Linked DNA regions of Homo sapiens: region 2 is linked to region 1. The links are chromatin loops, found by intact Hi-C in ENCODE. Cell type or tissue: heart left ventricle. All regions are shown on one strand. Links, peaks and the distances in the headings refer to the core of each region. The heading gives the core; the rest is flanking DNA. Region 1 overlaps LOC101927314 (a long non-coding RNA gene). Region 2 overlaps LOC101927314 (a long non-coding RNA gene).

Region 1 (12,484 bases), core at 2,948-10,947:
CAGCCTCAAGGCCAGTACCCACAGAACCAGAATCCAGCCCCATCATAGCATCAGGTCAGCACCTGTCTACCCCAGCTTCAGGTCAGCATCTGGCCCAGCCACCAGCCTGGCCACCAAGGGCCTATACTCCAGCAAATCTAGGATCCAGGCCTATTCCAGCAGACCCAGAGTTAAAACTCATCCCAGTAGACCCAAGTGCTGGGCTGGCCTTTGCAAACACAGACTCCAGACCTACCCAATGGCAAGTCAGCACCTGTGGACTAAGGCTCCAAGACTACCCTTGTGGCCCAAGCACCAAGCTGGCCCACATGGACTCAGTCAACAGCTCTTTGCCAGTAGATTCAATGATGCACTAGCCCCATGGGCCCAGGATTCAAGCCTGCTCTAGCAGACCTAAGCTCTAATCCCATTACAGCAGACTCAGGTTCCAGGCCCAATCCCACACACCCAGGTACCAGACCCACTCGCCTGCTGATCCAGGGATTAGATTAGCCTGCCTGAGGATTATGACAGTAAGTATGCCTCCAGACCGTGCCAGACAGCCTGCCTAGAATCTCTTGCTGGCCTGACGTGTGAAGGGCTTTCCCTACTGAAGCCAGTTTGCAAAGACTGGAATAAGTGCATACTTCTTCCAGTACTCACACACAAATGCATGGCCACAAAAATCACAAACAATCAGGGAATCATGACATCATCAAAGTATCAAAATAAAGCACCAGTATCTGACCCTAAAAAATAGAGACTTTTTGCCTGACAAAGAATTCAAAATAATCCTCTTAAAGAAGCTCAGTGAGCTATGAGAGAATACAGATAGACAATAAACAAAATCAGGAAAACAACACACAATCAAAAGGAAAATTTCAACAGAAACCATAAAAGGAAAGTAGAACAGGAAGTCCCAAGTCCAGAATACCTCCTAATTTTTATTAATTGTTAAATTTAGAGCCTGTATTTCTAAAATAAGTGTTAAATTTTACAATTTTTTTTTTTTGAGATGAAATTTCACTCTTGTCACCTGGGCTGGAGTGCAATGGCACCATCTCGGCTCACTGCAACCTCCACCTCCCAGGTTCAGGCCATTCTCCTGCCTCAGCCTCCCAAGTAGCTGGGATTACAGGTGCCTGCCACCATGGCAAAGTTATATTGCAGATAGGATTTTTAATTTTTTTTGAGATGGAGTTTCGCTCTTGTTGCCCAGCCTGGAGTACAGTGGCACAATCTTGGCTCACTGCAACCTTCATCTCTGGGGTTCAAGTGATTCTCCTGCCTTAGCCTCCCTAACTAGCTGGGATTACAGGCACGTGCCACCATGCCTGGCCAATCTTTGGTATTTTTAGTAGAGATGGGGTTTCATATAGGATTATTATTTTATGCAAGATTTACAATCTCTAAAATTTCCTGAAACTGCTGAAAAAGCAGAATACAAAGTCATTTTAAATACATATAAATTGGTTGCAAAGCTAACTGAAGACTGACCAAAAACTCTGAGGATAATAAACATTTCGTTCATTAGAAAACCCATTCCTTTTAGAAAAATATATATCATATTTTCTGTACTTTTGTTTTTTCCTCTAATCAATCATTATAAATCTCCATAAAATTTTTGATTATCTAATATTCATTTATTACCATTTCACATTTCTTTGACATCATAATTCCATGCTTATTGGAGAAGGCATGAAAACCTACCCATGGATATTTTTCTCATGGAGAAAGAGAAATGTCTGAAACACTAGGAACCAGAAGTGTGAGGGGCTCTAATTATCTATGACTTTTTTTTTTTTAATTACATGTAATAGTCTTGTAATGGAATAGTGTTTCTTTCCAAAATCCCAGAGTCAAAAATAATATGATTTTTTTAACTGTTAAAGATTATATGATACTTTTCTCACAAATGTAAAATTATGAGTACCACAGCTAAATATACACCTAAAAATAATTATGTGATACAAACACATATTGTACATAGATGTTGCTACCATGAAATCTAAGAATGCCACTTTCCCTTCTGTAGCTATGTTTTGAATTACCTTCAGATTATTTATTTACCAAAAAAAAGAACAAAAATAAAGCTTTCCTGCAAAAAACTAATAACATGCAAGAAATCTGTGTGGCTCAGAAAACACTAGTTTATAAGCATCAACTTTATATGGTTTAGGTCATCAAGACAATCAATCGTTCATGTTTATTGAACATCTATTATGAGCAAATAACTGTTTCAACTGAGACTTTGGAGAATCTTGACCAAATCAATAATTCAACTGTGAAAAACAAGCCTAGAGGTGCACTGATTCTTCCTAGTTTTCTATACCCTAGATTTACATTCATGCTATTAAATTGGCCTCTGGCATTATGAGATTTAATTAATCTATTAATTCCAAAATCACAATGAGATTTGTTTCTTATAGAGATAATGGCCAGGAGTGCATCCACAGTGTTTCATTCATTATATGAATGGACCCTCTCACATGCCATAGTTAAACGAACAGGTGCCCTGATCATCTGGAGACAAGATAAACTTGCAGTTGTTGCCTTCTGTCAATTGCTATAGCCATTCCAGGTTTAAGAGTGTCACGGTCCCCATCTCTCTGTAAACCATGATTCTTACTACACTTACTTCCTTGATTCCTCTCAGGTAAACCACAAACGTTTTATCAACTGCAGAGTAGCGTTTAGCCTAGCTTGATTAATTTGCACACAGCTGATACCAATTCTCCTAAGATCACTCATGTGGTTTGATTCAATTAATCACACTGTTCACCAAGCTCTAAAAAGAAAAACAAGACTGTTTATTTGCATGTTGTGAACCAAAAACTCAAAATATGAGAACAGCATTAATTGGTCATTCCCATATTTTCTATAGTTGGCCCTATAGCAGAATACCCCTATAATATGCATTTATCCCTTTGTATTGGATATGGCTTATAATTAATGAAGTATAAATAGCAGTTCCTTGACCACGGTCCAGACTCATGGGACTCCTACACATCTGTCCAGGGAAAGCCAGAAGAAAGTAGAGATGCAGAGTATTATCCAAGGAGATTCTCTGCAGGGTCCACCGTAGCAGCTGTGGTCTTAACAAGATGAACTCTTTGTTCCTGATTGTCACTGCTTACAGCTGCCCATCATAGAGAGTATGGTGCTGTACAGAATATCTATTGCAATGGAGAGAGGGGGAGGCTTATTTTCTCCTTGGTTTTAGCCTACATATTATTAGTTTAACTGATCTGTTTTACTTAAGGGGACAAGTAAATTTTTACATAAGATGTTTCTGTGGTTCAGTCACATTGTCTATCCCCAACACATCCCTTATCTTTATGTCAGGTTCACAACTACACCAAATGTCATGCTCAGGGTCAGGTCCAGGCCCATGCTGAGGTCCGAGGGGAGTGGGTGGATGGGCAGATAGCTGAAACAACACTCGGGTGGGGGTGGGTGTAGGCAGGTGAAATGTACTTTCATTCAGCAGCTCTTTCATTAGCAGCTTTCTCACACTAGTCCTCTCACACTGTGAGAGGAGGCAGAGGTTGCAGTGAGCCAAGATGGTGCCACTGCACTCCATCCTGGCTGACAGAGTGAGACTCTGTCTCAAAAAAAAAAAAAAAAGTAAATTCTTGAACACATTCCAGACCTTTGAATCACAAACTCTGAATGGGATCCAAAAATATCTTTCACCTAATATTTCTAGCTGATTCCAAGTGTTTGCTCAATTATGGTTTGTATAGAACCATTATATAAAGGAATATCCAAAGCCTTACTGGAAACTGAAGAAGCTTAGTAGCAAGGTCTAATTTTCAACTACAGTTTGAGTTCTTTGCAGACCATTGAAATAATTACAGTTGCTTTTGCTCAACCTCACAGGAGTCTCATGAAGACTGGATAAGTATGGATGTGTCATGATTAAAGCAAAACATGTGAGGTATGATGGCCTGAGTTGAAGGACTGTTATGCCCTATTACTTACATATTCCTGAGAATATGTATTTCACATCTCTTAGCCTTACCTTCCTCTCCTGTGAAATGAAGTTAATAATACTTAGCTCATAGCGTCATTGGGAAGACTGAGGAGGTTATGAATTTAATGACATCTACAGTAGTACTTAGCATTTAGTATGCATCAATAAGTGTTTGGTGCTGATGCCTTTACGGCTAAAATTTTCACTCTGACCTCTCTAACAGAGATGTCATCTCCATTTCAAAAAGCAAGTTAAAGGCCAAGGGCCAAGGATTGAGAAAAGATCCTTGAGAAAGGACTGCATTTATTGTGAATGGAAAGAAATGGTTCATAACTCCTCCTTTTCTCCTTATTTCAAGAAACTCCTGAAATCTTATCTTGTCCATAAAACCTTCCCATTTCTTGCTTCTCTCTACATCGTACACTTCTATGATGATTCTAACTGTTCCCTCTACTCTCTTCACTGACCCATTGGCATAGAATGTTATTTGCATGCAATTGTTAATTTAGTTTATACACTTAGCTAGTGGCTGTCTTCTAGTCTTTGTGCCTTGTGTGTAAAACTTTGTTAATTCTATATGTCTTAGAGAAAAAAGCTCCCTGGTAGCCTAGGCTTGCTTTTCTTGCCTCTCCATTTGCATAATGTTGTATAGCACCATGTAAATACAGATACTTGATTAATGGTTTCTGACAGATGCTATCAAATAAAATATCAGTACTGCAAAATTATAAATGTATATAGTTCTTCTAACCATAATTTTGATCCTTTTTTTCTAAATCCACATAATTTCACTTTGTCTTGAGCTATACTCCTTGGTGCACTGTAATTTGAATAAAACATACACCTGAAAGATCTACTTAAGAGGAAAAAGACATAAAAACTAAATTGAGAAGCTAAATCAGGCTATTAAAAATAATCAATATTCCCCCATGGGATATCTTCTCTCTCCCTTGCTTCCTCCCTCCCTCGTGTGTGTGTGTGTGTGTGTGTGTGTGTGTCTGTGTCTCACAATGCTTCCATAATGCAACATCCTAGAAAGAGGTGATTGTCAGGATAATAATCTTTATATCACCTATCACCTAACATGTTTATTATCACTTACCTTTATTTAAATACGCAATAGTGAAATGAGTTCATCTGCACCCATCCCTTTTAGTGCAGATTTTTGGTTTGCCCTTAGTATAGCCAAGAAAGAAGATCCCAGCTGGTAACTTTCTCAAAAAGAAAAGAAGAAATGATTTGTAATGGACTGAGCTCAGGGTAAAATGTCAGGTGATCCTGATTTTTTGGGTTACAAAAATCCTTCAAACTTTAAGCTGCTACTAGCCTTGTAGAGATTCTGAACCACTGGAGATGTTAAGTAGAGATTCAGCAGAACTGAAGTATCTTCATGGATTTTATCACTTTGTTGTATAACTGAAACTATAGTTACCATCAGTCACTGTTATTTTATTTCGTGTGTGGTGTGTGTGTGTGTGTGTGTGAGAGAGAGAGAGAGAGAGAGAGAGAAAGAGAGAGAGAGAAAGAGAGATACATTTTGGTCATTTTATTTAAAAATAGTTCACCTTCAGAAATAGAAATATGGGATCTATTGATAAACAATGGTACCACTACGACTCTTAAAATTCAAGAAAACAATTAATTACACAAGAAGAGCTACCCTAAAGTTCTCTCCAGAGAGGTCCCAAAGTCAAGATAAAAAGTCTGTTGTTGGGGACATTTTCAGCATAACCTTCTCCTGGGCAGAAAAATGAGTCACTGCCCATATTTCTCAGTTAATATTTTCTTGCCTTATTTTAATGTAGGAAAATACAGAAACGATCTACAGCTGTAAGAATGTGAAATATTCGGGCATCATTCGGGGTTCTCATATGACAAGATTTATCAATCTTTAAAATGCTCAAAAGGCTGTGAGAACAAAAACTGTCAAACACAATCACACAACGGGGCTCCACAGCACCAGAAGAAATTAAGTGAGGATTTCACCAAGTAAGCTGCTCCTTCACACACTCACAGCAGCCAAGAAGAAACAGCAAGCGCTGCGGAGTTGGAAAAAACCTTGCCTCACATGTGGAATAGAACGACACCTACATAGAAAAATAGCGAGCTGGTGCAGTTATCGGCACTGACATTTCAGCTCAACTCCCTCCCTCCCTCTCTCTCTCTTTCCTCCTCAGTCCCACGGGCAGCTGCGGCATTGACAGAAGGCCTGTGTCAGTTTCCATCTGACTGTCACTCTCACTTCTGCCTCTATTATCAGCAGTGCACTGGGGCAGTCCCCGCTTGGAAGGGCTGCTGATCTCTATCTCTCCACTCTACGCTGCCCCTGCCATGAACCTGACTAAGAAGGAGCCAGCCAGAGAGAGCAGGGGGGAAAGGCTGTGCTCTGGGAAAGGGAACTGGGGGAGGGAGGAGGCGGGCGGTTGGGAGGGAAGAGGATGAGAAAAGAAAAGAGAGAAAAACCAACCAAAAAAGGTTAGGGAGGGTAGGGGTGGGCCAGAGGGTGGGGGCGGTAGCGAAGAGGAACAGACCGAGATGAGTGGGGGGCACTGATACAGTTTGGGTCCTTTTCTTATTTTTCCTATCCATTCTCCAGCGTTCAGTCTTTTGTGTCAGCTTTCAGAAATGCTCTGTTTGACTGGCAGCCTGTCACAGATCAGTTACCACCTAAAGCCGCTTGGCAGCGAGAGGTGACGGCCCAGGAAGGGATCTAAGTGGGTTTATCAGTGCTTCTTTACGCCTCGTGAGCTCCTTGACACAAAAGGAAAGGGTATTAAAGATCTAAAGCGAGCCCAAAAGCGTGAAAGCTCCTTATAGGCTGCAGGATGTGGATGTGACTAAATTTTTAAATATTTTGAGTTGATGCTATTCATTTTGCCAATAGAGTAGAAAGAATTTTTGTTACAGAAATGAGTGTATGTTCCACTTGAGTGAGATTTGGAAAAGGGAGGAAGTCCCTAAAATATGTGCTTAGAATATTACAACCGCCCTGTATTTAAAATCATGCATCTGTTTTGAATATAAATAAAATGAGACGCATTTTAAATAAAAATTTAACATTTACATGATTCAAGTTCATTTTAACATTACAGATTTCACTTTTTATGTTTAAACATTATAATTTAATATTCGGCATTTAATTTTTTTGGTGGAAATGGTAAATATGGAAAAGATCCAGAATTCATTAGTTCTCTGCCATATCTTCTCTCTTGGTCCTTTATGCATGGATTATTATTAAAGTAGTGTATTTTTAGCATGCCAATAGCTTCTCTCAACACATTCCTACAATGATAATGGTCCTACTACAGATATCCAAGGCACAGAGCCGTCCCCTTTTTTACCTAATGATAATATTTACTACTATTTTGTTATCTATCTTAAAAGGCCAAGGCTTCCATGGAATATCATTTGAGACGTATGATAATGAATTATCAATGATAACCTACTTTCTGATATCCAGACCGGACAGATTTAATTTAGAAAATGAGTACACCAAACATACTTCTGATCCCACAAACCACATATGATCATGGCAGCCAGTTTCTCATCACAAGCTATTAACTCTGGCATCAGGAGGCCCTGCATCCTGAATGCCTGCTAAAGGATTCTGGATTTGATTTTTTGTTATAATGAAAATCATGAGAAAATAAGTGATTTTTAATAATGTGTTAAAATAGGAAGTTTTCTAATTTCTTGATTTTACATAGAAAAGGCACCCCTTTTTAGTCCCTTTATTGTTTGTTTGCCAACCTGGTTTCTTTCCCCCTTTTTTTAGACTCCATGAATATTACCAAACCTCTCTCAGAGAAATTCCTGCTTGGCTGAAATTCTCTATTTCTTGACATCAATTTATAGACTAATAGATGTGTGAGGATAATCAAATTCAGCTCTATCATTTTATATATAAATACGTGTTTAAACAGTTTCCTACCTATACAGTGCCCTACATAATCTTACTGAGTCCATATTATTATTATTTAAAAATAAATAAAATAAGATTATCTAAGGAACAAAGAAGTCAAGCAAAAAAAGCACATGGGCAAAGGGATTTTGGGGTCAGAAAGACTTAGTCTTCTAGTTACTAACTGCATGGCCTTAGGTAAGTTAACCCTGACATTAACTATTCTAAACTTGGTTCTCTAATCTATAATGGGGAAAAAAATCTACCTTATAGTGTTGCTATGAGAATTAATGAGATAACACACTAAAATTTGGGGTACAATGAATAGCACATGGTAAGCATTCAATAAATAATTGCTATATTATTTCTAATTATTAGTCCAACCAGGCATCAGGTTGTGCACAGGTGTTATCACTTAAAACAAAGACGCCTGCTTTGTTTAAATTTGGGGTTAAATAGTTCAACTTGGAAACCCTGGTTAGCATTGTGAAAACAATTGTCTGTCAATTGCTTCCATACTGTTATTTATTGTTCTAAATTATCAAGACTTCTACAATAAGTAGAAGCTCTTCATTTTTCATTGAAACTAAGAGTCAAAAAGAAAGAGAAGATCCAGTAGAAGCAGGCTTTTCAGGTATGTTTACCATGAAGCATTCAGAATTTCAGTATGACTTTTACCTCAGTTTCAGAAGCTATAGAATTAAGTTAATTGTGTTACTTTTTATTGTAAACAGGCTATAGTCCCACAAAAACTATTTTCATACTGGCCAACATCAATCAGATCAGTGAGGACACCACATAGGATAGTTAGGAAGATGTAGGAGATGATGTAGGGGGTAAGGAGCAAATTTAAAAAAAAAAAAGAAAAGAAAATTAAAATTTTAAATTATCAGTCAAGGTCTCATTGTCTAACCTCATCTTCAACCAAATTTATCTCATGACTGGTATCTTCTATTAATGGCAATTAATTACATAAAACAGAAAGGAGAAGATCATTGACTGCAGTCTCAATGGCAATTTTTCAAATCCATGACCAGGGAAGAAGGAGGAGCTGAAAGAATGGTAAAGCTTGTTCAATCCCCATATGTGCCCATTAACTTCACAAAAAGAAAACTGCTCCTAGACACAGCCCCAACCGCCGCTGGTCATCTCACAAATGTGCCACTGGTCATGTACAAAAGAATGTGGATGGCTCTTGTCACAACTTCTAAAAATCATGGTGGGAATAGTGACTATGTCTACTTACTGAACAATGCTCAAGTAACCAGTCAAAGGCTTTAAAGATTTTCTTTCTTTGTTTCTTTCTGTTTCTTTTTTGTTTGTTTTATCTCAAACTAATTTGCATTTGTGGAAGGGTAGCATTTTCTGAAGGAGAAAATGCATGTTTTCTTTGCTTCATGATTGGGGGAGCAAGTAAAAAAATGACAATGATTAAAAAAGTGAGATGTTGCACTGAATCAACAATTTGAAAACATAATTTAGAGCCACTAAAATATGCCTACTAGAAAATATTAAAACATCTTTTCAAATACAAGGTCCTTATATCCTCAGAAATTATTTTATATACATAATTTTATACATATATAATTTGATATAGATTGTTCTACAGAAGATAGAAACAATATAGAGAATAAATAAATTTTGATTCAATATATTAAATATACAGATTTTTGGTAGCTCTATATCTCAGTATCCTCAGGTCATTTAATGGAAAACTAGAAATATGCTAGTAAGAGATGGTAAAAAATAAATTATGGTTGATGATATGAAGACATGAGAGGCCTGTTTTAGTAAAAGGCTCCATGTATACCAATCCTCTTCCTAATCCATTAGGACTGTACCAGCATGTTAGCACTCACAGAGCATCATCTTTTCAGCCCAGAACATTGCCATTAATTTATGATTCTATAGCTAGCAGAAACAACCTGGTTGCAAACTTACATGCTCTGGGCATCAAATAAACTAATTAAACCGATCTATACAGTAATTGTCTTCTACTGTTTACTGATTAAAAAGCCCTTGAAATAATGAGAATTCCTTGCAGTAGGAAGGCTTGGACCCATGAGCTATGATGATTATCGGCGGTCTCAGAACTCCTCCTTGAGGACATGAGGTTAAGAGGCGGTGAGGAGGAAGAAAATGCCTGGCCCGCCTCTCAACAGTCACCTTTCTGTCTGGGTCTCTGACTCTGAGACAAGTGTAACTCATCTCAGAGTTTAGAACTCAGATTCTTCATGGTCAATACTTCTTAACCAACATTGCAAGCAAGCTCAGGAGATTCTTTAGATAAATGACTTACACAAGGGCAAAAGCTATAAGGGAAAGATTAGTATAAATATAACTCTATACGAATAGTAGGACATTCTTACTCAATTTGTCCATAATTTATACTTTTTTTCTAAAAATAAAAATCATTTGCTTCTAGATAAAAGAATTTATGATTCTGGCAACAACATGGTGAGGAATATATGCATTACTAGTTAGACAAAAAACAATTTCCAAAGATTTTTAGAATTGTATGGAAGTCTCAACCACCAACATTTGGGGATGGTTTTCTTACATTTTATAAAGAAATGCAAAAGCTGAGATAACATTCTGAACATTTCTCACAACCCTCAGAATCCTGGAACATTGAATAACCTAGGCAATGTTTATGATCACTTTCTGTGCTTAGCCCTTTGCACTCAAAAATACAATATGGTTTACAATTATGTTAGAAAATTTTGTTTTAAGATTCCACAATAATCCAGATCAAGATATATTTTCTGGAGATTCTCAGTAGCACCTGTCAATTATTTCGCTACTGCTTTCACCTTTAAAAACAAAAAGGAAAAGCAGAAGAAAGACGTTTATAATAAATTACTTTAAAAAATGGAGATGAGTGCATTACAGAAATGTCCTTAAGACACCTAATTTCTATTTTTATGTGTGCCTAAAACTTAAGAGCTACTAAACTATTCTCGTGTATATTGTTTTAAAATTTATATAAATAGCTCTCAGGTTGAAAATGCTTGCTAACTTTCTGCATGAACTGAACTATCACTAGGAAATCTTCTCAAAAAGAGTGCACAATGAAAACTCAAATGCAGCTGTTAGCTGCAATTACCTATTGTGGTAAGAGTCATGTCCAACCTCTTGTAAGGTGCTAATGTTCATTTAAAGCCAGAAAGACAGACCCTATTTTTTACTAAAATAGAGGCCCTCGAATCATTAATAACTGCTGTCAACAAGATGACAAAGCAGCTTTTTAAAGTTTGATTTACAGTGTTAGTTCTGTGTTCATATCCCTCATTAGCTCTGATTCATAACTAGACAAGACAGGGCCAATATTACTGCTCTAAAGTGAAATATTATCACAACTTGATTTTTTTTTTTTTTTGCTTTAAATGGATGTGTTTTGTTGGGGTGCCCAAATATAAATTGTCTTGCCTTTGGGACATTTATTTAAATTTTTAGAAAGTAAGTTCTGGTGAATAAAAATAAATAATTATTACAATTTAAAATTCTCCTAGAATTAATTTCTTCCTCCCTTCAATGTTTGGTGACAAGTTAAATCTCATAGTTTTTCTATTTGATGGGCCAATCCACATGTTTTATTTAAAAAAACATAAAACCTGTGCATTATATACTGCCTGATTTGCCTCACAGCATTAATTTGAACACTTAAAGAAGATAAAGCATATGAAAATACCTTATATTATAAATTATACATAAATATACTTAAAAGTACTGTTTTACTGTTATTTTCCAAGTCAAACACAGTCTACACACAGAATATATTTCTTGATTCTACTCCCTATTGCCTTTAGGTGTTTACACATCAATGCTGATGTACCAAGTTCATCTTCCTTTACCCAGCATGGGAGGCTCAAGATCTGGAGAATTCTGGATACTTCAGTTGAGACTTTGAAAAATTAACTTTATCCTGCATAGCATCAGCAATAAGAATCACTAGAAAGCCTGTCTTAAATGTCTAACATTGTAGTTACTTACCTCCTTGGACTAATGTAAAATGTTCTGGAGCCTCCTGCTCTGCTAGATAGAATGGACCAAGGCTGTCACCTTGGAAAGCAAAGGGCAGAGCTCTGAAAATATGACACATAGAAAGGCATTAGAGGGACCTGAGAAAATACCTAAAGCATAGCAAGCTACTTCTGGAGTTGATCCTGGACAGGCAAGGAGAAGTGTAGGTCACAGGAAGCCTAGGAAGCAAACAGGTCCACTGTGTGAAGCACAGCTGGCTGGATACAGTGGGCATTTTGTGCTCTGCATAAGAGCATTCTGTTAAGAGGGCACAGTAGCAGTGAAGGCCAGCCCACATCTTCTCACAGAGATGTGCTCCCTGAAGCTGCCAGTGTGCCCCCATGGGGTCACACTTTTTTCTTGATATTTTCCTGAGTTTGTATGCCTAGGATGGTGCTCTTGCACAGAGGGGTAACCTTTTATATTCTTCCAGCTAGAGAGAGAGAGAGATAAAACATTTTATTTTAATTTGCACACAGGTACAGCATAAACTGCTGGGAGCTCTGGGCTGAAGAATGCCACAGAGAAAATCATGGTAGATTGTTACTTCCAAAGGAAAGACCAAGTGGAAAGAATTTCCTTAAAGTGGATCCTCCTCCTTTAGA
Region 2 (12,484 bases), core at 2,075-10,074, 74 kb after region 1:
GGATGCTATTTTATTTCCTTTTCACCAATGAAGAATTTGTAGCTCAGGCCAATTATTTCATAATCACAATGGTAGCAATATAAACATCATTGGCAGTATTTGAATTCAGGATTGCCTATTTAACCCTCCTGGCAATCCTCTGCCAGTTCCTGCACTGTTTACCACCAGCAACTTGCAGAATTCCATCACAAAATCAAGCCAGTAAGTAATTTACAAGATGAGTAGCTCTAAGGTTATTCTTTGAGCTAACAGGAACTCTAACAAGCTCGTAATCATGTCGAACTTTACAGTGTCTTTTACTCCTCATATTTGCCTGAAACTTAGAGATACTTGTTTAGTAGGAGGCTCACCTTAAGAGTTTTTATTTTAAAACTACATCTATCTCATCTGCTTAAGAGGGTCAACTCACATTCCTTTTCTTTCCCTGGATTAGGAAGGAGAAATTGAAAACAAAAAAAGTATTTCAGGAATAATCAAATAAGACTTTACTGGAGACAGAGGCCAGGAATGATGGAGAACACCAAGAAGAAATGATTTTAATGCCTATGAGGCTGAGAAAAGGAATTGGGAACTTCCAAGAAATATATTACTTAAATTAGAAAAAATGCACTGTGTAATCCATGCCCTTTCTTTTCATTTTCCTAAATTTTACTTTATTCATTAAGTTCATGTGTGAGTGAAATTTAATTTAAGGGAACTCAAAGAAGAGTACAATGAGATAACTAACATAAAGATATTAAATGAAGGGGCATTTACATTTTAATAGGAGAAATTAAGTCTCTGCCCCAATCCTACTGTATAGTTGTCAAACAAATACATAATTGGGTTTAAAATGATTGGCCTGTCTGAGACAGTGACATGACCCAGCCAGGCTCTGACCAAAATTTTCTGAATTTTGAAGTTGCCTTAGGAGTGTAGCTTACAATTTCACCAACACACTTATCTGAATCTAGAGTATTGGCACTAACTGCAGTTTAAAGAACAAAGTACCAGGAAAGTTTGGACATGTGAGCTTCATTTTGTATTTCACTACTGAATACAAATTAATGAATTGAAAACCTGTATCAGCAAAACAGTAACATATTGTTTTAATGCTGTTATTTTTGGCACTGAACACTTTCCACATACACATTTGATTTACAAATTTCAACTTTCATTTTTTGCTAAAATATGTTACCTTTATTAAATGTTGGAGATTTTTAACCTACTCATTCTAAAAAATACTGTATTTCTTGAAGTTAGTATCATACCTTAGGCACTAGATCTGCACATTCTAGGTGATCAAGGTAGATTCCTCATGAGTCTACCTAGTGAAGTATGTAGTTTATCAGATAACACGTTTTTCAAAATAACACAAATAATTTCATAACTTCAACATGTGATGGTGTTTGTTATTTTAACATTCTTACTTGCCAATAAATTGATAATACTTCACTGGTCTCTCGATTTTTTTTTTTTTTTTTTGGCCCATGAAGTATAAACATTTGGAAACCACTGGAACTAGGATGTAAGAATAGCTCAAGGAACTAGAGAAAAAGGGGAATCTTAGTCATGAGGGAATGAAAGAAACTGCATTTAGAAGGCAAGAATGTTGTAATCAGAATAGATATTTTTAGGGTTCAAGATCTAAATGATAGAATAGTTCTGGCAGTGACATCTTTAATATACGACTAAGTAAACGAGCTGCTGAAGCACACGGGAGATAACTATTATTTGCTGTGGATGTGTTATGTATTTAATCACTACTACAGATAAATGAGACATACTATTATTATCATTCTACAAGCAAAGAAAATAAGGCAAGAAGAGGTTAAGAAACTTGTCCAAGGTCACATAGCTACAACGCAGTCTGTATTCAGATATCAGTCTTTTCAACTTCTATGCTCTATTCTCTCCAGTGAAAAAGATGCTTCAAATAATAGAAACCAAAGTAGAGTGAGACTAGGGAAATAGATGCATCATCAAGATGATAGCTTAGAAAAAGACTATTAACCAAGTTGAAAGATCTACAATAAATACCAATCAATATATAAGAAGCTTGTTGGAGTTTATTGGCCACTAGTAAGCAATATAAACTGAATTTAAATCAGAGACCTCCAGAATACGATGTCAGATTTTCCCAAGGGCCAATGAGGTTAATTTTTTCCTTTTGCATTTCCCAGAAGTAATTAAATTCAGTTACCTATCATCACTGAGAAATACGTTTCAAAATGTAGTTTTACTTTCTTTGTGATAGTAATACCTCCTTAGCAAGAAAGTTATCAACTCTTAATTTCACTCCCACTACGAAATAGAAAAAAAAATTCAATTTTTCCTGTCAGGGAGGAACTTTATAACTTTTGTAAATTTTTAAATCTAGCTGTATTACTTTGGTTAATCTCTCCTAGGAGATGATATCTAGAATCAATTGGAATACAGTGTATAAGACACATAAATCAGTCTATAATCATCATATAGAATAAATATTTATAATTCTTTGAGATCCAAAAGTCCAATCAAGTTATCATTTTTACAATGGCATATCTCTTAGTTATTCATCAAACACTATAATCTTTAACTGTCATGAAGCCACAACATGTCCTCTTCCTGTTCACCATTATCACATTCTACTTTTTCTACATTTCTCACATCAGTTCAACATAGCAAGCTTAGACACTTTCCTAAACAATTGGCCACATTGGGATGACATATCAATCATCATTATTTAAAACTTACTTTTAGTATTGAGAGTAGTGAGGAAATTTCCTTTTGGTAAGTCAATAATTTCTGCCTAACATGCAAAACGTATTAATTTCCTAACTTTAATTTTAAAATATTTTCACTAATTCATCATACACATATGTAGTTATATACGTGTGTTTAATATATTTCATGAAACAACATATATGCAGAAAATTCCATAAATGGCTGAATGAAATACAGTGTATTATAAAGCCACACCCATATAAATACCTCCTAGATCAAGAGACAGAACTAATATCAGCATTTTGCAAATTCTTTTTGAAATAATACACCTAGATAATAATAATCAATGACTGCTAAACTTACTGAGAGACAAATGGATGTTACATTCTTTCTAACAGAAGTAAACAACATCATCTATGAAGTATTCCCTCCTCGACCCCCAACTCCTGATCCAAATGGAATCTGAAATACATCAAACTCTAGGGGGAGAATACTCTAACTTCCAGTTACAAGAAATACAGCAGACAGAGGAACATATTCAACAACACCAGAGAGATGTAATAAGCAAATAAGACTGTAAAAAACACCATAGGACAAAAGGCCTAGTTTCTTCTAATAACAAAAACAAAATGTAAAAGAAAAGGTAAAGGAAGGAAATGGGAGCTTAAAGATGAAAAGAGACTTAAGTATAGAGCAACCATATACATTTTCACCCAACACAGGATATTTCAGAAACAGAAAAGGGATGCTATTGAAAATGGGATTCTGGACAATCTAGAATGCACAGTCACCCCACTCAAGAGGAATAGCAGCCAAATATAAGATGTGATACATTTTGTGGATACTGATTTGAACAAACCAACTGTTGAAATAATTGGGAATATCAGTAAACACTGATATTTTACCCAGTGAACACTGGGTAACTAATGATGTTATGAAATTAATATTAAGCTTCTGGATGTGATAATGGTTTTATGAATGCATGTTTTTAATATCTTATCTTTTATAGATACATAAAAATATTTACCCATAAAATAATATGATGTGTGAGATTTTGCTCCAAAATGATCCATGTTATGGGTATAAGAGTAATAGGATAGTAGAGATGAAATAAGATAGGCCATAAATTGATCATTTTGAAACGGGTGGTAAGCATATGGAAGTTTATCAAATTGTTTTATTTGCTTTTATTTATGTTTGAATTTCTCCATAATTGTTCACCTTGATATTTAGTTTATTAAAAAAATCAGTACCTTAGACTTCTCCCGTATGCCCACTCCCAATCACACCACTCTTGTTCTTCTGTAACCACCATTCTAATTTTATGATTATTACATCCTGCTTTTTTTGTACTTTTACCGAGATGTACTCATTACTAAACATAACTCAGTATTATGTTCCATATATGCTTATATATGGAAGTATGCAGTGCATATTATTTTGTGTATGTTTAAATATACATTACATAGATTATATAATGTTGTTGGATATCACTCCAGGATTGTCATTTTCGTTGCTGTATTAGATCTCATTGTATTAACTACACTATATATATTCTCCAATCATTGTAGGATGATTGGACATTTGGATCCTTTGTAGTTATTAACTGTTACAAACAACATGCGGGCACATGTGCAAATATTTCTAAGAGGTTTGTATCCTGGAATGGAATTACTAGGTCAAAGTGTATGCATATCTTCAACTTCGGTAGATGATCTCAGTTTACCAAATTGGTTGTTTCAATTCATATTTCCACTAGGTAGATAGGAGAATTTGAATGGCTAACGGTATTATTCTGATTCTTAATGTTCATCATTCTGATGGGTGTATAGTGGCGTCTTACTATACTTTAATTTGAACTAGCAGTTAAGTACCTTTCCCCTTTGTTCATTGGCCATTTTTATATATCTTTGGTAAAAGGCCTGTTCACAAGACATCCATTTTTTTAAAGGATTGTAATTTTTTTTCTTATAGAGGGTTTAAAAAAAATTAGGATATAAGCATTTTTTCAGTTACAGTGTTTAGAAGTAAATACTTCCACTCTGTGAGCCATCTTTTCACTCTTTAATAAGAACATTGATTGATAAGCAGAACTCTTAATTTTCATATTGTTTTGGTTTGAGTCTCTCCAAAAACCAAGACAAACACCTGTGTACAGGTAGTCTAAGCGGAAAATGATCCTATGAAACAGAGATGAAGGAATAGGGAGAATTCAGGCAGAAATAAAAGCCAATATAAAGGTTGTTGTTGACATTACTGTTGGAAGTAGGGCTTCATTCTGGCAGAAACTCCTGTGAATTGTACAGAATGCCTCTCAGCGCAGTCTGTCTGAAAGACAGGAGATGGAAGCATTTTTCCCATTTCTCGCCTTGCTGTTTGAGATTATGCTTAGGGGTCTTAATCCCACACTCCAAGGCTGTGTTTTCACACTAGCCAAGAGAGTCACTGGTGCTGCTAAATTTAAGCCATGGAACATAAACCATGTAACTTGAGGAGAGATGCTGTCAGAGGTGAGTCTGAGTCAGCACAGAACTCTCTAACCACTAGCTATGTTTAAAATTAGAGATGAGTCAAGGGAATGTGACATCGGCACTGGTGACAACAACTAAAAAGTAGTCCAATTTATTAATATTTTCCTTTATAGTTAATGCATTTTATGTACTGCTTAAAAAACATTTCCTATCCCGAGATTATGAAGACATTCTCCTATATCATTTTTAAAGCATTATTTTTTTGCCTTGACATTTGAGTGTGTAGCCCTAACTGGAATTATTTTTTATTAGGGTTTGATGTAAGGTCAAGTTTCACTTTTTTCCATATTAGTATTCAGTTCTCTCTGTATCATTTAATTGAAAAGATAAAATTTTCCCCACAGTGTCACCTCTGCATTAGTCTAGTACCCATATATGCATGGCTGTGGGTGGTGGTCTAAAGATGATAGCAAATCCTTTGTCACTCTTGCTATTGAGAGGCAGAATATATTTCCACTCCTCTTGAATATGCGCTAACTCTGCAACCTTAGTTGATCATCAGAATGTGGCAAAAGTGATGCTGCATGACTTCCAAGACTAAATCTTAAGAAATGGCTAGTATCCGCTTTTGTGTGCTTGGAACACTCCCTCTGGGAACCCAGCTGTCATCTTATGAGAGGTCCAAGCCACATGGAGAAGACAAATGAGGGAGATCTGAGGTGTTGTCATCAACAAATCTAACAATCTCCCAGCCAACAGCCAGAACCAAATGGCAGACATGTGAACAAGCCATCTAGAAAGTTCCATACCTATTAAGATACAGAAAGACTACCGCTCCAGCTGACACCATATGAAGCAAAAGAACCATCTTACCAAGTCTACAGAATCATGAGGGAAAACAAATGATTGTGAGTTTAAGCCACTAAGTTTTGGGATGGTTTCTTATGTAGATATAGATAATCAAAACAATATGTTTCTGGGCTCTCTGTTCTGCTCCACTGGTCCATTTGTCTATTTTTGTCACACTGTGTTAATTCCTGTAGCTTTATAGTAAGATGTAATATCTGGTGGAGCAAGTCTTCCTGCATTCTTCTTCACCAAGATTGCCTTGTCTATTTTGACACTGAAGTTTTATGTAGATTTTATTACTAGCTTTCAAGTTTAAAAAAAAATCTGTTGGGATTTTGAATTGAATTCATAAATAAATTTGGGGGGAATTAATAATTTTACAATATCGAATCTTTCAATCATGCTACAATTCTCCATTTATTTAGGACTTCTTTAGTGTCTATCAATAATATTTTATGGTTTCTGTATAGGTCTTCTACATGTTTTGTTAGATATGTATCTAGTCATTTAATACTTTTATGTTACTGAAAAATATATTATAAATTGTATTTTACCTGACTGTTGCTGGTATATAGGAATACAATTGATTTCTTATGTTACTCACTCTTATATTCAGCAACCATGTTAAATTTACATATTAATCCTGAAAATATTTCTGTAGATTTTTTATTTGATTTGTACCCAATCATATCAGATTCAATAAAATGTTTACTCTTTTAAAACCTATTTCCTTTATTAATTTATCTATTTATTTTCCTTATTATAAGTACATTACAACATTGAATAGATGTGAGGATAGCAGTATTCTTGTATCACTCTTAATCTCAGACAAAAGGATTCTAACGTTTCACTATTAGGTATAATTTTCCTGTAAAGCTTTTTAATTTCATGTCTGGTTAAGAACTAAGAATATATACATAAATGGATGTTGACATATCACATGGTTTTGCTCACTCTGCTGAGATTATCATGCGATTTTTCTCTTTATTTTTAAATTAATTACATTAATTGATGTTTAAATGTTAAATCAACCTTGAATTTCTGGAATAAATCCTACTCAGTCCTGGTGTCATACTTTTTATATACTGCTGGATAAAATGTACTAATATTTTCTTTAAGATAAATTATACCATGAATTATACTATAAATATCATAGTGAATTTATCTGTTTTTGGTATCAAAGTTAAAGATACCATGGCATGTGCTTCTGGCTTCCAGTGTTTCTGTTGACAAGCAAGATGTCAGTCTAATTAATGCTTCTTTGGGGTAATTTTTTAAAATGGCATTTAAAAAGTAATCACGGCCGGGTGCAGTGGCTCACACCTGTAATCCCAGCATTTTGGGAGGCCAAGGCGGGTGGATCACCTGAGGTCGGGAGTTCAAGACCAGCCTGACCAACATAGAGAAACCCTGTCTCTACTAAAAATACAAAATTAGCCGGGCATGGTGGGACATGCCTATAATTCCAGCTACTCAGGAGGCTGAGGCAGGAGAATTGCTTGAACACGGGAGGCAGAGGTTGTGGTGAGCCAAGATCACACCATTGCACTCCAGCCTGTGCAACAAGAGTGAAACTCCATCTCAAAAAAAGAAAAAAAAAGTAATCACAACAACTAGAACTTGAGGGCATTTGGGTGAGCCAGACATTCTCTACTTATTTTCCCCTTAAGACATTTTCAGATTTGCAGCACAGGCCACAGAGGCAGAGTAGCAAGTGATATCCTAATGGTCTAGAGCTTTCTTCAGTCTCCAGGATGTGCAGAAACAAAAAACTAGAGTGTGGAAATGTGGGGGTTCAGTCAGGATGGTGGGAAAAATTGTAAAATTATAGGAAATAAACACAAACCTTCTTGGAAGGCCTGGGGGTTTGCATAGCTTCAGTAAAATGTTTGGCTGAAGGCAGCTGAATTCTCTTAAAAGCTCAGGATGTAGATACAGAGGAATGTAGAGGAGTTTATCTAAATAACTTGTTTACTCATGTGGTCCTAAAACTAACCTTTCATCATTTGCGCGCAGGATGGCTCTCTTGGTGGGAGGGCAACCAGGTTAATTACCCTCTAATAGTGTTGACTCAAAGCCTTTGTCATTTAATGTGTGCTGAATAAATGCCAGCAGGGCCAGCGAGTCAGGGCCGTGGTTGCAACTCTTTACAGCACCCTCCTTGGTGTCTGCAAGTGGCCCGTACCCTCAACCAGACTGAGAGGCAAAATGTCTGTGTCAGTGTACATTATTCATCCATCATTGGGTCAAGGTCTGCGGGACAGACCCCCACATGGAAATACCAAAGCAGCCAGGACTTAACGGTCTGAGATCCTGAAGAAGGGGATTACTGCAAAGAAATGAGCCCAACATTCTGCACTTCTTTTCTCCTTGAGGCACTTGCTGAATCTTAAGTTCAAATCAGTATCTGACCTTTACCTTTCCTGCAACCTCTTTTCAAATCACTTTCTCTCTGTGATCCAGCCATAATAGCTACCCCTCACTCTCCTTTCTGGTTTCCTCAGTGCACTGTTCTCCCTTTCTCTCTCACCACAAGAAGATTATTTGTTCTGCTCCAGTTAGATGGAATTATTATTTTCTATTCACCCTTAAAGTTATCTCCATAGCCACACAGAAATTGTAGGACAGGTCTAAGACACTGGCAAGAGGACATATAGATAGAAGGCTCCCAAGGTCACCCTGAGGGAAATGAAAATAAGAGATAAAGAGAGAAAGGATCTCTTACATGACAATTAGAGGAGGCATCTGCGTGGACTGATAAGTGACTTAATGAGAAGAGAAAAAATATGTTTTGTACTATCTGCTGGATTCAAGTGTACATAAACAACAATTCATAACTTTCTAGTGTTGTACTGTATCTACACTTCTCCCTAAATACTGTAAACATAAGTAACAACCTATAAATCCTCAGGGAGGCTTTCCTGATAGATCCTCTCCACTCACCTTTCCCACCCAGATTAGGCCTGCCTCTTCATGATGGATAAATTTTCTTAGCACAGAATTCCCATTTTCTGTAGCATTTATCTTAGTTTATAATTCTATATTTATCAGTGTTATTATTTGGTTATTGTGTCTCCATCACTAGGCTGTCCATGAGGCAAGACCCACGTAGGTTTCTCCCTATATTGTATTCACAGTGCCTAGTATTGTGCCAGACACCTAATAAATATTCACATATCTGCCAAATAGATGAGGAAGCTGGTATTCACTTGACAGAATGTCAGCATCTACAGGGTGAAAAGCCTGGCTAAGTTAGATTGTTTTAAACATTATGGCCTGTAAATAAGGATATGGTACCTTATTAGTGCCATAAAAAATAAAATCATTTTGGGCAAATTTTATACAATTTGAAGCACTCAACTTATTAAACTACCTATGCAATCTTTAATAGACAATTAATGAGCGCTCTTCATATACAGTCATAAAAAATACTTCATCTATGGCCTCAAGGCCTTATTGAGCAAGATAAGGAATAAACAGTACTCTATATCATAGAAGTATGCAGTGAACAGGAAAAAGCATGGGCTTTCCTGGAGTGGATCTGGACTCGTATCCCACCTCCGTTTCTTACCATCTATGTGACAATGGAGAGTAATTTAACATTTCTGAGTATTTTATGTAAGATGAAGATAGCATTTATCTCATGGGGTTGTAATGATTACATAAAGAAATGCAATCTTCTTAGCACAGAGTTGGTACACAATAAATGCTGTGAAGCTGGTATAATTGCAGACAGAATCTGAACTTTCTAATCAGGAGACCCAAGTCAGCACTCCTGCTTGAAAATTTGTTACTGATTGACCAAGAGAAAGTTAGTTCATGAGACTCAATTTTATGAGACTCGATTCTTCTATCAGTAAATGGGCATGATAATACGAATAAATAACCTACAATTAAAATTTATCTGTAAAGTGCCTACTAAATTTTTTGGCAGAAAGTTGGCTTCAATAAACTATATGAATAAGGAGGAAGGGAAAGGAGAGAGAGAGAAGATGTTAGGTTTGAGGTATCATATGTCGACACACAATGGAAATATATAGTAGACAATGGGAAAATGTGTGTCAATAATTCAGGCAACAGGTTTAATTGAATATATGGAGTTAGATCAACAAAAGTAATTTTTCCTATTATTTTCTTTCAATACACATTATTTATTTTCTCCAAGGCATTTATCACAATTTGTAATCGCATATTTATTTGTTTACTGGAACCTTATCTCTTACAAATTGGTTTTTATGAGGGAGGAGTTATAACTGCTTTTTACTCCACATAGAGCACATAATAAGGGCTCAGCAATTATTGTTAACTGAGAACTATCAACTGAAAATCTGTATCTATAAAAGACAGGTCAGTCAGTCAGTGCTCAGTGGTGGAAAAGAAGAGCTATTAGAACACTGAAATTCTAATAGAAATGAATACTGTTCATTAAGTTAATTACAGTTATTTTAACTTAATAAAACTGGTGAAAATATTTTAAAAGTTTAAATTAAAATGATATCCCCATGAGCTGATGCCAATATGAACAACATTTATGTTAACAACATTGTCTGATGTGTAGTAAATGAACAATAAATATTATTGAATGAATGACAAATTTATGAAACCAATTGTAGTCCATGTGTAATGATTTTATTAAAAGCCAATTTTTAAGATGCATTGTAAGTCATAAGAAATATTTCAAAATGTACCAGTTAACCAAGGAAAATAAAACAGAGAGAATGAGTAGAGAAAAATGCAAGAATTACAACTATTGTCAAACATAGCATTAGTTGCAAAGTTCATTTTGTCTTATAGCCACATATAGCATCAGAAAGAAAAAGAAGTTTAAATCAGGAATCCTTAGGAAAGTTTTCAACATGTCACCAAAACAACAGATGGTATCCAATAGAAATAGTGATAAGAACCAACTGAAAAATAACATCAGAAAAAAGCAAAAGAAAGAAAAGGGGAAAAAATACTCTAGCCTAGAGAATAAAATAGGCCCACAAAATGTTAATATGTAAAAAAAAAAAAGAAGCCAACCAATGAAACTTTTTATCAAAACAGCATAAATCCTGCCAAGAAAAAAAACTATAAAAAATTTTGGTTAGAGGACCAACAAAATTATTTTAGTTTTCTTTAATCAACAAATTAGATAACATAATGTATGTGGATTTTCATATCTTAAGAAAACTTACATACCAATAAGAAATCTCTGGTTTTAAAACATGTTGGAGGGAGGTAGAACACATACAAATATATAATCAATAAAATAATGAGAGATAAAATAAAATAGTTTCTTTTTAAGTACTAAATCAATACCTAATTAAATAATTTGGAAATAATAGGAGCAAAAATTGCGTAAAGGATCTTTTGGATTTCTTCTCCATATACCGATTAAGAAAATTGTCCCAAGGAATTGAAAAATTTTACCGATGATAAAATTATAAAAATGTATGGAAAAGGAAAATTAATTCAATATAGCATGATTTTTAAATGAAATTATCTTCTCCTTATAAGGAGTCTAATATATACCGAGTAACATGCTAGGCACTTGGGGGATGGGGAAGAATAAGTCAGATATGTTTCCTGCCCTTGTAAGTTTACAGTCTAATGAAACAGGAAGTTAATAGACAAACACATTAAAAAATAACAGATTGTGTTACATGCCATCAAAATAGGAATAGAGTACTATAAGACAGCTAGGGGAGCCCTGAAGCCTTTTAGGATATTATAAATTGCCTGGAGAAATTAACAGCTTGGAATACAGCAGTGAAAATAGACATGCAGAGAAAATATATAGAAGTATTTTTGCACTGGGATTTACTGCTTTTTAAAAATAGATTGAATGCGGGAAGAAAATGTAAAGAAAAAATTCAAGGATGAGTTAGCAACTTGTTAGATGACTTTAGTCATTTACTACAATGAGGGACAACTGGACATAGGAATCTAGAGCATGGAGAAGCTGTAAGGATGGAAGACTTAATCTTTTTTTTTTTTTTTATTTGAGACAGAGTCTTGCTCTGTCACCCAGGCTGGAGTGCAGTGGCGCGATCTTGGCTCACTGAGACCTTTGCCTCCCAGGTTCACGCCATTCTCCTGCCTCAGCCTCCTGAGTAGCTGGGACTACAGGCGCCCGCCACCACGCTCGGCTAATTTTTTTTGTATTTTTAGTAGAGACAGGGTTTCACCGTGTTAGCTAGGATGGTCTCAATCTCCTGACCTCGTGATCCGCCCGCCTCGGTCTCCCACAGTGCTAGGATTACAGGCTTGAGCCACCGGGCCTGGCTGGAAGACTTAATCTTACTGTGCCATCAATATATATTTTAAATTATTAGTGGTTGCGTTTCCTGGGAAGAAAGCATAGAAAAGGAACACAGATTCAAAATCAAATCCAGAGGAATTCCCACATGTAGTGATAGAAGTGGAAAAAACTAGGCAAACACAAGGGAAAAGAGGTAGAAGAAAATGAAGAGAGTAACTCTTTTGTGGCTTCTTGC

Evidence for each region. Peaks named below come from ENCODE experiments on the same cell type or tissue, not always from the same donor. Only the 100,000 strongest peaks of a DNase experiment are listed, where the experiment ranks them.
Region 2: a loop joins it to region 1, with 7 times the contacts of the local background. A loop is called at or near these places in 5 of 110 quality-filtered maps.

The regions. Positions count from the first base shown.
Region 1 is chr6:97,663,082-97,675,565 of GRCh38, reverse strand. All of the region lies in intron 3 of LOC101927314 (a long non-coding RNA gene), which reads right to left. Among named protein-coding and RNA genes, the nearest start is that of MIR2113, 360 kb to the left of the region's middle. RefSeq lists an enhancer at 6,499-7,357. In heart left ventricle, for the core only: no CTCF peak of the experiment used is centred there; a DNase peak (open chromatin) is centred at 6,185; H3K4me3 peaks cover 1,079 bases; H3K27ac peaks cover 1,133 bases.
Region 2 is chr6:97,587,764-97,600,247 of GRCh38, reverse strand. All of the region lies in intron 1 of LOC101927314 (a long non-coding RNA gene), which reads right to left. Among named protein-coding and RNA genes, the nearest start is that of MMS22L, 310 kb to the right of the region's middle. RefSeq lists enhancers at 7,590-8,097, 8,098-8,607. In heart left ventricle, for the core only: no CTCF peak of the experiment used is centred there; no DNase peak of the experiment used is centred there; H3K27ac peaks cover 1,059 bases.